Linked DNA regions of Mus musculus: region 2 is linked to region 1. A link is a loop called in an ENCODE intact Hi-C map of the cell type or tissue named here. Cell type or tissue: heart. All regions are shown on one strand.

Region 1 (8,000 bases):
GTGTATGTACAGTGGAATTCGGTCTGAGGCTTGCTTTTATTTATATCTTGGAAATAAGGTCTTCGAAAAAGAGTGGCTAACCATTCACCATCTGTCAGATTTTACAATGAGTGTTGGAATTTACCATAAATAATTACAAGATTGGGCTGGAGAGATGGCTTAGTGGTTAAGAGCACTGACTGCTCTTCCAAAGGTCCTGAGTTCAAATCCCAGCAACCACATGGTGGCTCATAACCATCCATAATTAGATCCAATGCCCTCTTCTGTGTGTCAGAAGACAGCTACAGTGTACTTACATATAATAAATAAATGAATGTTTAAAAAAAAGGATCACAAAATTGGGCTTAACTGGATTTGGTTTAATTATATTCCCTTGATTTGCCTTCCAAGCATGGTGAGACTGTAGAGGGAAAATCTCTTAGCTCGGGGCAGATAGCCAGCATCAAAGTCCTGCCTGGAGCCACTGGGTTCCCAATAGTTCATTGCCTATGGAGAGTGAGCAGACGCCACTCAGTGTTCGGTGGAAATGTGACACAGACAGGGTGGGAGACTTGGCGCCATCACAGTTGAATGCTGTCTCTCTTCAGACAGGGTTGTGACAAAACTTCTGTGGGTCTCACCAAGCAACAGCACTGGGAGACAGACTTGGGGTTTTGGGAGACATTCTTTCTTTGGGTCCACCCAGAAATCCAAGAGCAGGTTTTTCCAGGAAGACTCTGCCTTTATCAAAGCATCCCAGACAAAAACTAAAGGATGATCTTCATGGTCTTTGAGACATGAACTAAACTAAAGGAAGCCTTGTTGGTTATTTTAGCCATTCCCATCTGGAGATCAGCTTCTGTGTTCATTCACGGTGTGAGCCCAAAGGCCACCTCTGTTCACTCAACCAATGACACACAAACAGATATCTCTAGTAAGGCTTTTAGGTTGCTTCAGTGTTAAGGGGCAAAGATCATAGCGCATGTGATGGCAGATACCCAGCTGGCCAATGACAAAGGGGAAACTGCATTTAGTAAGAATGGTACAAGGAGGTATGTTAACAGGTGTGTCTAATGTGTCCCATAGAGCATCATGGGAGTCATTCTACACATCCTAGCTTCACTGTATTTTTAAGCGGGTGTTTGGGGTTCTTGGCATGTGTACCAGAGAATGTTGGGTGGGTCAGGCATCTTTAACTTCCCTCTGGTGATTATGGGGGTCTTACTGGTTTGCTGGGATGGAGGGAGGTAGAACCTCTATTCAGTGTAAAGTGCAGAGGAATTACTTCTGGATCAACCTGACACCAAAGAAAAACAAATAAGTGCACTGTAAAGAGGTTACCTGGGGAGTCTGAGGTGTTTCATGAATGGTGTAGCTTTGTTCTATGCAGCCACAGCTACAGCATTGCCTGGTCACCCACTTCCTAGACCCACTGAGTACCCTTCCTAACTAGGATCCCCAGCTCGGTCCTTCCCTGCCAATAGATTTCTATCCCCTCCCTGAGGCCATGTGTACGTAGGGAAGGATTGCACACAGCTGGTTTGGAGGAGTGACTCACTCTGGTAACAGTGAGATGAGCCGCCTCAAGGAGGCAATGCAGACACTCAAGACACCCAGCTGTGCTGATATGTGGAACCTGGCACAGCTAAATTCATGAAAACCTGGGCATTTGGCCCAGGAGACAGTCATGTATGACAAGAAGATAACGTAGAACAAAAAGAGCAGGAGGTCTAGGGTCTTGACTGTCCATATTGCCTCCCTGAAGAGGCTCATCACACTGTTACCAGAGGATGAGTCATTCCTCCAAACCAGCTGTGTGCAACCCTTCCCTACATGCACAGGGCCTCAGGGAGAGGATAGAAATCTATTGGCTGCGAAGAACCGAGCTCTGCAGCTGTCAGTTCAACAAACACAACTCTTCGCATCAAAGGGAGTGAGAATTTATTCTAGAGCCAAATTTGAGTGACCAAGGCCTAGAAAATACGCAGCGAGGTCATCTCAGGTTCCTATATTTCCACACGGAAGCAGTTTCATAAAGTTATTTTTAAAAAATAATAGCTGCATACCACAGAATTGTTATAAGGCAATTTTAAAATACAGCAATGGATACATCAGAAAGGAGGCTAAAGCGAGATGGAGGAAGCCCTGCTATAGACCTCAGGTGCTATCTGACATCACTGGTAGCTTTTGAGTTGGTGGAAGTTAGTTATCTGCTAAGTTAATAGATTCTAGAAAGGTGAATCTATGGATATTAGTTCCAACACAGAGGTAGGCAAGGAACGGCTTCTCAAGGGGCTAAAGCTAGCCCAAGATAAGGTAGCCAGCTTCTGGTCCTGCCACATTCCACACCGTTCCACACCACTGCAGCGCTGATTAGTCAATCCGTCTTTGCAGAAAGAGCTTTTTGCCAGGAATTTTCATTCCCTCAGCTAAGGAGGTGTTATCATCTCCAGTGGGGCTTTTTTAAGCCCTCCCACACTCCTGCCTATAACCCCCATCATAGCTAATTGCTTGGTAAATAAGCCTAATAAGCAATTTACATTGACATGAAGTACATGCAGCCATCTTTAGCATTCAATGGCAATGATTCCAGGACCCTTGCAGACACTAATCTCAGAGAATGTTCACATTCCTTATTGAAATTGGTGTAGCATCCTCATGTAGCCTCCCTACAGTTTCCTGTGCATTTAATTTCCTCTCCAGTTGACTTACAATACCTGCTCCAATGTAATAACCCTGCTAGTACGCTATGAGGGGATAAGGGCAGAAACAGTGTACACACATGTTCACTGCAGATACCACATTGCAGGTAAGGAGTACCTTGATTTTCAGTTAAATCAAATCTATGTTTCAAAAATCCGTAGATACCAAGGTCAGACACGATGTCCAGATGACCTAGTTTGATGATGAAAGATGGTGGTGGTTTATTTATAGCCCCACCCCCAACTTATACTTATTTGCTTTGAGCATGTGAAATTACTTTAAAGAATGAAGGCATTCATTCTTTAAAGGGCTGACAAGAAGTGTCAGTGGATAAGAACACCTAAGGTTCTTTCACAGGGCCCAGGTTCAGTCCTCAGCTCGGAGTTCTATGAGATCCAATGCCCCCTTCTGGCCTCTGTTGGCATTGCATGTGGTGCACATATGTACTCCCACACACAAAAAATTAAAATAAATACTTTTTTAATGAAGTCCAATGTTGTGGTTCTGTTTAATGCTCCTTCTGACACATGCACGTGTGTGTGCATGTGCACACACATATACACACACATACAGAGGCTCATATGTTGGGACACGCATTCTTAGAAGGCATGCTGTTTTGAGAGGTTAAGTGACCTTCTGGCTAGCTAGCATGGGGTAGGTTGCTGAAGGCAACCTTTGAAGGTACAGCCCTATACACTAGTTCTAGTTTGACTCTCTTGCCTTCCTGTTCTGTCCCCCTTGAGCGCCTTTGCCTTAGGCTCACTATGACAAAGAACTGCTCAGCCACACCTTCTCCATCCAATGGACTAAAAGCCCCAGAAACCGGGAGCCCAAAGGAATCCACCCTTCCTTAGATTGCCTCTTCAGAAGGTTTGTCCTAGGCAAGAAGTAGTAGCTGATACAGCACGTAGTCACGGTTGCATATACTGTGTAGGTGAATAGTCAAGTTTAAGTGTTTCTCTGCAATTAGCAGAGACACTAGCTTGCTTTAGTGTGGGAATCGGGATGTTATATATCATAAACAAAGCCAGCCGCCGAGTGTAGTGACATGCTGAGGAGAGCACTTTTGAGAGACCTGGGAAAGTCACCAGTGTCCTGGATACCTATCCTCGTGATTAAAACACAAAAAGTGGCCTAGATACAGGGCTAGCAAGCTATGGGCCACATCTGCTCTCTACACTTCTGTAAATTACATTTTATGGGCAGGCAGCAATGCTCACTGACATACTTGGTATCAGTGGTTGCCTTTGAACTAAAATTTTTTACTGTCTGACTCTTTACAAAATAAGATTGTCAGACTTGACCTGTGCCTTCCTTTTCAAGAATGCCTTTAGTGCTGAAGTCTGTGGCTCTGTGATATGCTCACTTCGTGGCAGAAATGAGAGGAAAAAGGCAAAGGTCTCAGAAATAGAGGAAGGGTGCTCTGGTTCTGGGCAGGTTTGGAATTTAAAGGAGGCTCTGTTGTGTTCAGACTTAATCCCGTCACAGCGTCCACCCTCATCCCTGCTGCCTTCCTGTTTTGCCTGAAGCATTTGCCACCACTGCCTGGGGACCATTTTAGTTACATATAAAAGCCCTATAGTCATTCTGTGTGGGGCTCATGGGTTCCTTGTCTTTCAACTATATCAGCTCGGAAAAAATGCCTTTCATTCTCTGGAAAGCAATGTTTCCCACGTGGAGTATAAATCGACTTCATTTTGCCAGACTAGAGGCATTTGGTGAGGAAAATGGGCCACGTGTACCCCCAGGTGCTGCCCAGGCACACTTGGTGGCTTCTCCCAGGGGGCTGGATTAGACCGTGTTCCCTCCTACCTGGGTACGGAGAGCCTGCACACGGGTCTAATTGACCTGTCACTTCACAATGAGATTACAGGAATAAAGCTAAGATGTCTTCTTTGTCTCAGGTGATTTAATTTGTCAGCTGTCAGCTCAGTTGGATGTAGTTAGCTGTGAGTCCCTTAGACAGGATGCATGTCAGAGTGCTTGGACCACGGAGCTGCCCGTGGCTACTCCCCTACACTGCCACACGTGCCAGTGGAATGTAAGGGAAGATCAATAATTTTGATTCAGAAATTTTTAGAATTAAAAAAAGATCTGTGGAGTATAGCTGTTGCTAAATTTGTACAATACTTGGGTAACAGGCACACATCCCTGAATTTGACACACACCCCCACTTCAGATAAGGAGTGGTCATTATGTCAGTTTTTCATTTTGCATGTATCCATGTTTATTTACATGTTGTGTGTGCACACACGTGCATGTATGTGCATGTATGTGAGTGTGTGTGCATGTGTGTGCATATGTGTGTGCATATGTGTGTGCATATGTGTGTGTTGTACATTCAGTGTGAGCTGGGCAGTGAGTTGCAGTGAGCTGCCTGTCTATACTCCCGCTCTCTGACCCCAAGCCTGGCGTTATAAATACAAATGCTATGCTCAGCTTTCCCTGTGTCCTGGGGGGTGGAGTTCAGTCTGGTGTGTGTGTGTGTGTGTGTGTGGCAGCACTTTAGTGATGGACCTGTCCCCCAGCTGTCCCCCAGTCATGTTGCTTATCAATTTCTTTCTCCATAGACTCGAAAGCATGAACCTTGCCCTCATTTGAGGATATATGTGTATATGCATCTATAGCTCATATATGTGTATATGCATCTGTAGTGCATATATGTGTATATGCATCTATAGCTCATTTTCTTATTGAGATTTGCTCCTGAAAATATTCTATAAACAGTGCACATATCCTTTCCATCCTTTGTCTCAACACGTTTGCAAGAAAAGCAGGGCAGGGAACTGACCGTGATGCTGTGTGAGGGATTTAGAGAGAACGACCTGTCTTCCTGTGGTATTTAAGTACATAGATTTTTTTTTCTTGTTCCATTGATCCTTTGCTTCTTTTTACCTTTGTTCCTTGTACAACAAAAGAGAATAAGGTGAGACATGCCTGCTTCTTCTCCACCCAAACTTTATATTTGCATATCAGTATGCTAACTGTCAAAATGTCTCAGTGAAAGATAATGTGCTTTGAAGTCAGACATCTTATAAAGTCCCGACTCAGGACCAGACACGCTGGATGGCCAGCAGTGACCCTGTGAGGAAAGAGAAAGGGGCAAGGACACTGTGGAGCTCACATTCCCACGGGGAGCACAAGAAGGCGCAGCAAGGACAGAGAGATGGGGTGGGGGTGGGGTTATAGCAGTGCGTCAGTCAAGTTTTCATTAGGAAAGCAAATACCCAAAGCAGCTAACTTTATACCAAAAAAAGAAAAAAAGGGAGGAGGAGGAGGAAAAAAGATCAAGACTGGATGACCCTGCTGGTTTGGAGAGAGTGTAAACAATGCAGAATAATCACATTTTAAACTCGAACAAGAGACCAGGCCATTCTGTTTCTTCTAGGGCCTCCAGTAACATAAAGGCTTCCCATAATAACCTATGTTGCCAAGGCTCCACCACCCATTCCTGATGCCCACACTGTCACTCTCATTAACAGTAACCCACAGGGGACACAAACTAAAGCAAATGGTGCCTAAACCATACCAGATGCCAGGTAGTCCAGAGACATGGGTGACCTGACTGTGGGCCCTGCATTGTCTCTCAAGGGAGGAGCTAGTACAATCTGGGGCTCCAGTTGTACAGCTGAGTATCCATAGCAGGTGGCAACCCCAGGGTGGAATTGGGACACTCCTCATGACCTTTGTCGTATATATGATCATCATCAGGGTGGCTAAAGGCGGCAAGTTTGGAGCATGTCAAATGCTAGGTTTTCAAGCAAGGACTATCTGATTTCCACAAGCTCAGTTTACGTTAGACCTGGCCTGCTGTTGTAGAATGAGCATCGCACAGCATTGCCATCTTAAACAGAGTTGCAGCTGATTCCAGATAAAGACCCCCAGCAAGTCAGGGTCATCCCAAGAGTCCTTCATAGGAGGAGGGATGGGCAGGGCCACTTGACCCTTGTACTGGCTAGTTTTGTGTCAACTTGACACAGCTGGGGTTATCACAGAGAAAGGAGCTTCAGTTGAGGAAATGCCTCCATGAGATCCAACTCTAAGGCATTTTCTCAATTAGTGATCAAGGGGGAAAGGCCCCTTGTGGGTGGGACCATCTCTGGGCTGGTAGTCTTGGTTCTATAAGAGAGCAGACTGAGCAAGCCAGGGGAGGCAAGCCAGTAAAGAACATCCCTCCATGGCCTCTGCATCAGCTCCTGCTTTCTAACCTGCTTGAGTTCCAGTCCTGCATCCTTTGGTGATCAACAGCAGTATGGAAATGTAAGCCGAATAAACCCTTTCCTCCCCAACTTGCTTTTTGGTCATGGTGTTTGTGCAGGAATAGAAACCCTGACTAAGACAACCCTCCTCGGAGATTCTTGCCTCCTGTACCCATGTGCCCTCCTGCTGTATGTAATTCTGCTCCAGCTGTAGTGGCCATTAATGTGGGAGTGCAGCTTCCATTACTAAGGGGAGAAAAGCGACTTTATTCTGGAGCTGACTATGAGAGACCGTGACCTAGAAACAAGGACTTGGGTTAATGCAGATACCATACGCCAAGCAGGCAATATTTTCATGAAACTATTAATTACAGGGGGAAAAAAGAGAAAGTTATAAGTCAAGGCACTTTTCAAATACTTGATGGGCACATAGGTAAGCTGGTTACAGCAGAATAGGACAGTCTCTGCCACAGGCTTCAAATACTATCTGACCACATTCTAAGCTTTTGGGTTAGTGGAAGCTAGTGGTCTGTTAATCTAATGTTTCACTCGATTGTCACAAGGTCAGACACAGAGGTCAACACAGTGAATGATGGAGCTATGGGTAGCTCAAGATAATGTTCTTGCAACACTTCTACCCTCCCAACCCTCCACAAGTGTGAAGCACAAACCAGTCAATCTACTTTGTGGAATCTTTGACATAGCTGTGACTTCTGAGTTCTTCTATTCTTGAGTTCATGTGGTGGTCTCAGGAGATAGAAGATTAACTGAAGGGGAAGGGGGTGCTGTTGGCTTCCAAACAATTCTGCTAGGCTCCCCCCAACAGCTACCTAGCAACAGCTTGCATCTCTGTCAGCAGGTAGAGCCAGGAGTCAGGTATATAAAAAGACTACTTCTTAGTCTGTCTGTCTGTCTGTCTATCTATCTATCTATCTATCTATCTATCTATCTATCATCTATCTATCTATCTATCTATCTATCTATCTATCTATCTCTCCAGGCACCCTTCCCTTCCCCCATCAATACATTTTCTTTATATTAGGTCTGCCACATGACTTGATTGCTTAGGGGGATTCTTGGGCATGGACCTACAAAGATGCTCCCTCCCACTGCACTGTA
Region 2 (8,000 bases), 150 kb before region 1:
TGACTAGTCACATCAACTGTCATCTGAAGAGGAAATTGAGTCTGGATGAGGAAGTCCTGAGTCAGGATGGAACTTTGGGGTCTCTGAAACTGACAGAAGGGAGAGCTGTCTGCCTTTGTGTTTGAATGGAAGTGTTATCAGTAGTATTTTGGCTTGGGGTAGCTGTTTTACTTTTCAGTGATAAGGAACTACCTCTAAGAAGCTGGCTTTGTAGGTAGCTTCTGACGGAGAAACCTAGCTTATACTTTTGAGTTCCTATGGGGTTAATCATTTATCTTATCCCTTGGCCCTAAGGTATATAGGAATGGTGTTAGGACAATGGCATAATTACACACAGTGAAGCACTTTTGCCTGTGTTATATTGGAAAATAAGTGACTGTTACCAGGGTAGAACTCAAAGTTATGCATCTTTTAGAGCCACCATGCTCAGCTCTATCATGGGCAGTGAAATGAATAAAGCTGCATGCATTGTAATAAAATGTGCAGGAGCAGCATAGAAAGCCAGTCTGAACTCCAGACCCAGCTTCCTCTTAACTGCTGACATTATAATATGCTTACTTCTGCATTGTTCTTAGTGTATGCAAACAGAGTTTTCATTTACGCAAAACTTGGCCAGTGTAGACAGCATAAAGAGAGCATAATGAATGAGCTCCGTGGGATTATTTAAGTCGTTTAAAGCTTCTCCTATATTTAGGCCCTGTCTTTCCAAGCAGCCTCGTTGCTTAATATCTGGTTTATTGATTCATTTTCACACTGATATCAGACAAGATGTGACTTACCTTTACAGTTTTACAGACATACCTGTTTTCTTCTTCTTCTTCTTCTTCTTCTTCTTCTTCTTCTTCTTCTTCTTCTTCTTCTTCTTCTTCTTCTTCTTCTTCTCCTTCTCCTCCTCCTCCTCCTCCTCCTCCTCCTCCTCCTCCTCCTCCTCCTCCTCCTCCTCCTCCTCTTCTTCTTCTTCTTCTTCTTCTTCTTCTTCTTCTTCTTCTTCTTCTTCTTCTTCTTCTTCTCCTTTTTTTGTTTTTTGTTGTTTTTGGTTTTTGGTTTTTGGGTTTTTTTTTTTTTTTTTCGAGACAGGGTTTCTCTGTATAACCCTGGCTGTCCTGGAACTCACTTTGTAGACCAGGTTGGCCTCAAACTCAGAAATCCGCCTGCCTCTGCTTCCCAAGTGCTGAAATTAAAGGCGTGCACCACCACGACCTAGCTTTCTTTTTTTTTTAATTAATTTTTTTTTTTACTTACTCATTTTATATCCTACTCCCAGGTATAAAATGAATAAGTAAAAAAATTGTGGAGGGGGCTCCCTCCTGGTCACCCCCTTCCACAATCCTTCCTCCATTCCTCTTCCTCTTCTCCTGGGAGCGGGTGGGGCCCCCCTGGGTGTCCGCTGACCCCGGCACTTCAAGTCTCTGAGAGACTAGGCACTTCCTTTCCCCATTGAGGCCAGACAAGGCAGCCCAGTTAGAAGAACACCTCCCATGTACAGGCAATAGCTTCTGGGATAGAGCCCAGCCCAGTTGTTTGGAACCCACGTGAAGACCAAGCTGCACATCAGCCAAATATGTGCAGGGAGCCCTAGGTTCAGCCTGTGTATGTTCTTTGGTTGGTGGTTCAGTCTCTGAGAGCCGCAAGGGTCCAGGTTAGTTGATTCTGTTGGTCTTCCTGAGGAGTTCCTATCCCCTTCAGGACCAGTAATCCTTCCTCCTGTTTTTCCGTAATGTCCCCAAGCTCCATCCACTGTTGGGCTGTGGGTGTCTGCATGCATCTGAGTCAGCTGCTGGGTGGAGCCTCTCAGAGGACAGCATGCTCCTGTCTGCAAGCATTAACAGAGCATCCTCAATAGTGTTAGGGGTTGGTGCCTGCCTATGGGATGGATTTCAAGTTGAGGACACACCTGTCTTCAATCCTAAGTCACAGGTGGAGTTTCTGAATATCTGAATTTTAAAATTCCCTATCTCCAGTTAGTTAGTATCAAAAAGCCGAGAGGCCGTCACAAGAGGATGTGAACACATAACAAGTTCCGGGACATGTACTGCCAGTCCTGAGATTTCCCGTGGGTTGGTCCAATGTGAGCTGTCAAAAAAGGTAGAAAATATGAAGCCAATGAAATAGAAAATATAAATATTATATTAGACTCTTTCACCATTCAAAAATATTCCTACAAGGGCCATTTCAACTAAAATGCTTCTATAATACATTCAGAACACGTGTTGGCTCACCATCTAGATTGCTGAAAGATATTGGCAAACTATTTTTCAAAGAGGTATCTTGGGTCTTGTGTTGTTTACCAGAAGACAACTTGTATAAGGCCCAAAATACCCACATTTCAATACTTCAGTATCTTGGAAAAGTGCTAAGTACCTATCTTCACTACTAACTGGGAAATTTCAGTTCTTTTGAAGTCAACAAACATACAATGAGGATTTACTGAATGATAGAAAAACATGGAGGGCTTTGAACAGTATGACCCTAAAGCATTTAAACTTCACTCTGAATGTTGGATAAGCCATTGAAGGCGGGATGGATGCTGGTAGATTTCCCCCTTTAGGAAGATTGCCTGCAGGGAATAGATGCGTAGGAAGAAAGGAAGGGTGCCACGGAGTCTAGAAGTCCAGCCAATAGACTGTTCCAGCATTTGGAGCTGGAGAGAATGAGACAGACTTGGCAATGCAGGAGGTCAATATGGAGGAGGCTGCAAATGTGGATATGGTGAACACATAGTTTACTTTCCCTGGCTAGATGGTTCACATCAAAATAGAACACTTTAATAAGGACCCCTGAACCATCTATTAGCCCAAACTGAAAGTGCCCTAGACAACATGTATCAGAGGGGAATGGAATGTAAGGGTGAAACGTCTGACGGTAGATACTCGGTAGTAGATGATCCCAATCAAAGATGATGTCCAGAGGACTTGAGGTTATCTTAGATTTGGGATCTAAAACATGGAGACAATGTAACTATTTTTAAAACCGAGGTGGGGGAAGTATGAGTTACATCTGACCCCCTGACACACTAACCTACCTAGAGCATGAGTATATAACAAGTGTTATTTTCACTTATTCTCTTTGTTTTTCATTGTTTCTTTTCCAATCAGCAAATTGCATTTTAAATAGACCTGGGTAGGCAGGAACTAATGATATAATTTAGAAGTGTAAATATTCTCATTACCCCCCTACCGTCCGCAGCATTTGTCTTTGGAGCTTTCCGGAGCAGTTGGCAAGCCCTTCCCTTTAGCACCATGGTAGGGTTCCTTTAAATCCGTTTCCAGAAAATCTATTGTCTGGGGAATCACATAGGGAGATGAGAAGTTTTAAAAACCTGGTCTTCTAAAACTCCAGGCGTAGTCTGATTTCCAATATAAAAACAAAAGTTGCCATTCTGTGGGGTGTTTAAAGTAATACGAGGCTGGTATAAGAGGCTCAGTGTGTTGGGCTGGACAGCAGTATTGTTATGGCTCCCTCCTGTGCAGGCACTTTGGATGTTTGCTTTGTGTTGAGACGATTGTCTCTGGGATTGTAAATTACTTAGGCAGCCTCATCACAGTCAATTAAATTCAACATCCAATTTTCATCAAGGTTTTCCTTTTATCTAATTCTACTGTGCAGCGGATTGAGGCTTGTGGAGGTCAAGTACCTTGGCTAAGGTCATCTGGCATGTTAATGTCTTAGCTTAGGTAAGTTTAGACCCTGTTGATTCCATGATTCATTCACCTGTCTGCTAATTAGCACCTCTCCATCCTTGTTGCTTAGCTTGTGAACTGCCTGTTTTAAGAGTTCTCAACACCCAGTGGGATTTATGGGAAATCTGTAAGCTCATGAATTATCTTTTATCTGGAAAATAAGAAAATAGAAATCAATTATGATAATATCTGGTGTGCAGGAAGGGGGTCTCTAGGGATTTGATAACCCCTGCCAGCAAAATCAACACTGGGCTACTTGGGTCCTTGACTATAGTTGAATGATAATCCATATACTATGTGGTATTCAAGGCTGGCATGGTGGAAGGTGGGAAGGCCTGCAAGTGAATTACTTCATTCCAGGGGCATGAAGTTTTCCAGGGCACAAATATTCTGCATTCATTTCCTAGAGCCTGCTGGAAGTGTGGCGTAGCTGTTCTGTTGATGTCGGGGGAGGGAATTGTCTACAAAGACACAAATATGAAGCTTACAGGAATCCAGCTGAGACATGATTCCAGAAGGGTTAGACAACTGGATCCTGTAGTTAATTAACCCTCTTCGACTTCATCCTTCTAGAATTTGCTAAGACGCAAAACACACAGAGAGTTTCTTGGTTGTAATTTAATCGACGAAACTAAGTTACATACCATGAACGTAATGGTGGGTACACTGTAATTATATAACTTTTGAGGAATGAAATCATCTAAAAGCTTGGGCGCAAGCTATGTTTTTATTTTTTGCCCACCCCTGGGAAACTGTTTCCTGTCTTGGTTTTCCCTTTGGTGAATAACACTTTGCTTTTTTATTTCTAAGGCACTCTTTCTTCTCCTCTGTCATCACTGCTCACCCATCACCCTGGCTGGGAAGATGCTGGCAGTGTTAATGCAGTGAGCCAGTTAATCACCTAGCTCAGCAGAGATGCAGGGCTGCTTCGTGGGCTGGCCCTAAAGACATGATTTAAAACAATGCCTTAAAAAGATTATCAAACAAAGGGGAGCATTTAGTGAGCTGTTAAGCGGACGAGAAATCCCCAGGAAGGAGAAAGGGACAGCCTTTATCTTGCCAGAAGGGCAAATGGTAAAGGTGAAGTGTCAACTGAGACACATTTATGTCAGTTTGAGTGACTAAAGGCCAATTTGGCACCCCGTGTGTTTGGATCATAAGCTGTAAAATGCATGACCTTGTTTCCTGCTGCTGATTTATGGCTCTGTACACTTTGGGCTTTTTCTTTTCATTCCTGGAAGAAGAAAAAGAAAAAAACCTCAATCCTCAGAAGAAAAATAGCAAACTTGAAGCAGTTGCTGAAGTTTGTAGGCACATCGTTCCTTGAGGGCAACGCTGGCATAGCTGAGGGAACAGAAGCAACGGAGACCATACCTCGTCAGAAATACCACTGAGTGTGAAATAGAATGAGATTCTTCTCCAGGTCAAGTGGGCAGAGCTGTCTGAGGTGCAGTCGCTCCACTTAGAGGGGATTCTGGTCTCATCAGGATCAAAGGAGGCCCAGATGTGCAGCGAGGGCACAGCCGGTTCTGAAGGAGCATGCAGGTTCTAGGAGGTCGCTATTTATCGATTTGATCTTATTCCTGTAAATGCCTCAAAAGCTCAAGTGCTCCTGCCGGCTCTTTGAGCTTCGTTTCTACTGTGTGACATTACACTACAAGAGCGGTTCCTGATCTTGTTATTTTCCTCGAGATTTTGGAGGGTTGGAATTTAAAAAAAAAAAAAAAAGTTTACATCAATCAACATGTCCTTGGCTTGTCTTCAGCTTTGGGAAAATACTTTTCCCTTCCCGTGCAAGCTCAGAAATACATTTACATTTTAATTCTGCAGTTTGCTGCCCCTGCCATGGCCCCGCTTTTTGAGTGCTCTTGAGGGTGGCAGGTGCCTTTTCTTTCTTTCCCATCCCAGGGCACCCAGTTAACCTTCACTGAATAATGATGAGCCCTATAGGCAGGATGTGGGGCTGACATTTCTTTGCTAAATCTTATTTTTACACGTAGCCTAATGTTCTTCTTGAGATCACTGCAGTCTTCCTTTGTAATTAAGTGAGAATAGTAACTTGCTTTTCAGGGAAGATGCACACACGGTACCCTGGGGGCCACGTGGATATGAGAGTATCATCCGCTCAGCAGCGTAGAACTAGAGTCCAAGAAAATGGACTCCAAGGCCTTGGCCTTCTGACCTGCAGGTACAGGGAAGGGTTAGGACCTTCTTTCTGTGCTTTCAGAAATAGCTTTAGTAGTTAGACCTCTGCCATTTGTGGCTTTGCCTCTCCACCCTTCTGGCTTGTTCCTAGCCAGGGAACTAAGAAAAGATTGCAAAAAGCTAGACAGAGTCTGAAAGGGGCTGCAAAACCATCTACTCAGTTCACATATGAAGGGAAGAACACTGGTACATCAATATGAATATTCTAAATTATCCCCACCTGAGCCAGGACCGGGATGAGAGTCTTCTGAAACCTGTCTCCAACTTCTTTTTACCCGTTCACTCAGTTTTTAATGAGATGGATACAGTCAAGGTTAATTGTTGGATTGCAGATATCTGGCTGTAAGGTCTGACTTCAAGGTGGGCTTCATCTTTATTTTTAAAACTATCTTTATAAGATGGCAAAGCAGATGGCTGCTCCCGAATACTCCTAGGTCTAAGTGCTCCCTCCATGCACCTTGCAGTTTTGCTTGGAGAATCTGGCTTCTAGCATTCATCATAATTAGCGTGGAGACACAAGTGGTCTACACTGCTTTTCCTTTCTCTTCCCTTTTCTTTTGCATACACAGAGTCACAGCTGAAGTCTGGCTCGCCTAGAGCTAGCTCATTGTGTATCATAGGCCAGAGACTCCCAAGCTTCCTGCCCCTGCTTCAGCCTCCCCAACTTGCACTTAATTCTCCTTATTCCCCATTAACTTCTTTTACTAAACACTTGAGAGCATACCACGCATGTGCAAGCACACATGCACCGCCCTACACTCACACACTCACACTCAAAATATTCTATCTTTGTATCGCAAGGACATTATATTGAGAAAGAAATTCAGAGAAGAAGATCATGGGAAGATACAGGATTAAAATACAAGCCAGAAGCTAGAATGAGAACAGAAGGTATAGACATGGGGCATCAGTGACAATAACTGATAAAAACTGATGCTTAGAACAAAAGTCCGTGGGACGCTGTAAGAAACGAGTTATGATTTATGTGTAAATCATCCCCCAAAAGGTTCATCTGTTGGAAGCATGGTCTCCAGTTAGCAGACCCAATCATTGAGAAGCACTTGATTATGTGGGCACTAGCTCCACAGTGACAATCTAATGAGTTCACACCGAATGGGCTACTAGAGGTAAGGTCCTGGCTGGAGGGGACAGAGCACTTGAGGTGCCTTTGATGGATGTACCTTGTTCTGATTCCTTCCTCTCTGGCTATTTGCTTCCTGCCCACCGTGAGCTCGGCAGACTCTTTCTCTTCCATCACGTTTTCTAATAAGAATTCCAGCTTCATCACAGACCCATAGCGGTGAAGCCAGCCATAGAACTATGAACCAAATGTCCATTTTCCTAAGGTATTTGTCATAGCAACAGAACACCTGACTAAGGCCAAGGACAGTGTTGATTTTAGACAGCCTACAGCTCTGTGTGCCTGTGTAGGTATATATGGAAGCTAGAGGTCCACTCTGGGTGCTGCCCCCGAGGAGTTTACTTTTTGACACAGGGTCTCATACTGGCCTGGGGCTTGCTAAGGAAGCTAGTCTGGAGGACGGCAAATCATCAGACCCTGTCTGTTTCTACCTCCCTGGCTTTGGAACTAAAGGTGTGTACCACCATGCCTGGCTTTTCAAAGTAGGTTCTGGAATTTAAACATGTATTTTCATGCTTGCAAGGCAAATATTGTATCAGTTGATCTGCATCCCGAACAACTCTTTTAACAAATGGCTATTAAAGTATTTGTTGTTAAACACTTTTAGATACTCCCCAAGAGTGGTAACTGGGGGCGGGGGAGGGATGAGCAGTCTCCATCAGCAGATGTTGAGGGAGTTCTCACAAATGCTGGGATCATTTGGCATTGAGACTTGACATAGGTGATCCTGGCATAGGTGGTGGCCAGTACGAGAGGAATGAACAGGGCAGACTGTAGCCAAGACCTCTAGGACGCTGACTGACATCCCACCCAGCATGGGCTGGGGACAGTCCATAGTATGAAGCCGGCAGGGAGAGCCTGGATTCCTATCTTCTCTCCCGCCAGATTCCAGACATGCCCGGCCCTCTTTAGAACAGAACGGTAATCTAAAGATAAGAATATTTTCCAAAACAAGTGTGCAGAGCAAAATATTA

The links. Hi-C counts contacts between places; a loop is a spot of excess contacts. Peaks named below come from ENCODE experiments on the same cell type or tissue, not always from the same donor. Only the 100,000 strongest peaks of a DNase experiment are listed, where the experiment ranks them.
Region 2: it touches region 1 in a loop (2.1-fold over the local background); 2 of 42 quality-filtered maps call a loop at or near these places.

What each region holds. Positions count from the first base shown.
Region 1 is chr3:53,244,211-53,252,210 of GRCm38, forward strand. All of the region lies in intron 3 of Lhfp (lipoma HMGIC fusion partner), which reads left to right. Among named protein-coding and RNA genes, the nearest start is that of Gm40048, 150 kb to the right of the region's middle. In heart, a CTCF peak has its summit at 3,101 (motif pointing left); DNase peaks (open chromatin) are centred at 1,521 and 1,781.
Region 2 is chr3:53,097,789-53,105,788 of GRCm38, forward strand. The region is part of intron 2 of Lhfp (lipoma HMGIC fusion partner); the gene reads left to right. C130075A20Rik (a long non-coding RNA gene) reads left to right here. Exons shown (of 2, transcript XR_003954475.1): 2 at 1-7,861. Among named protein-coding and RNA genes, the nearest start is that of C130075A20Rik, 9.8 kb to the left of the region's middle. In heart, no CTCF peak of the experiment used is centred here; no DNase peak of the experiment used is centred here; H3K4me3 peaks cover 310 bases; H3K27ac peaks cover 1,949 bases.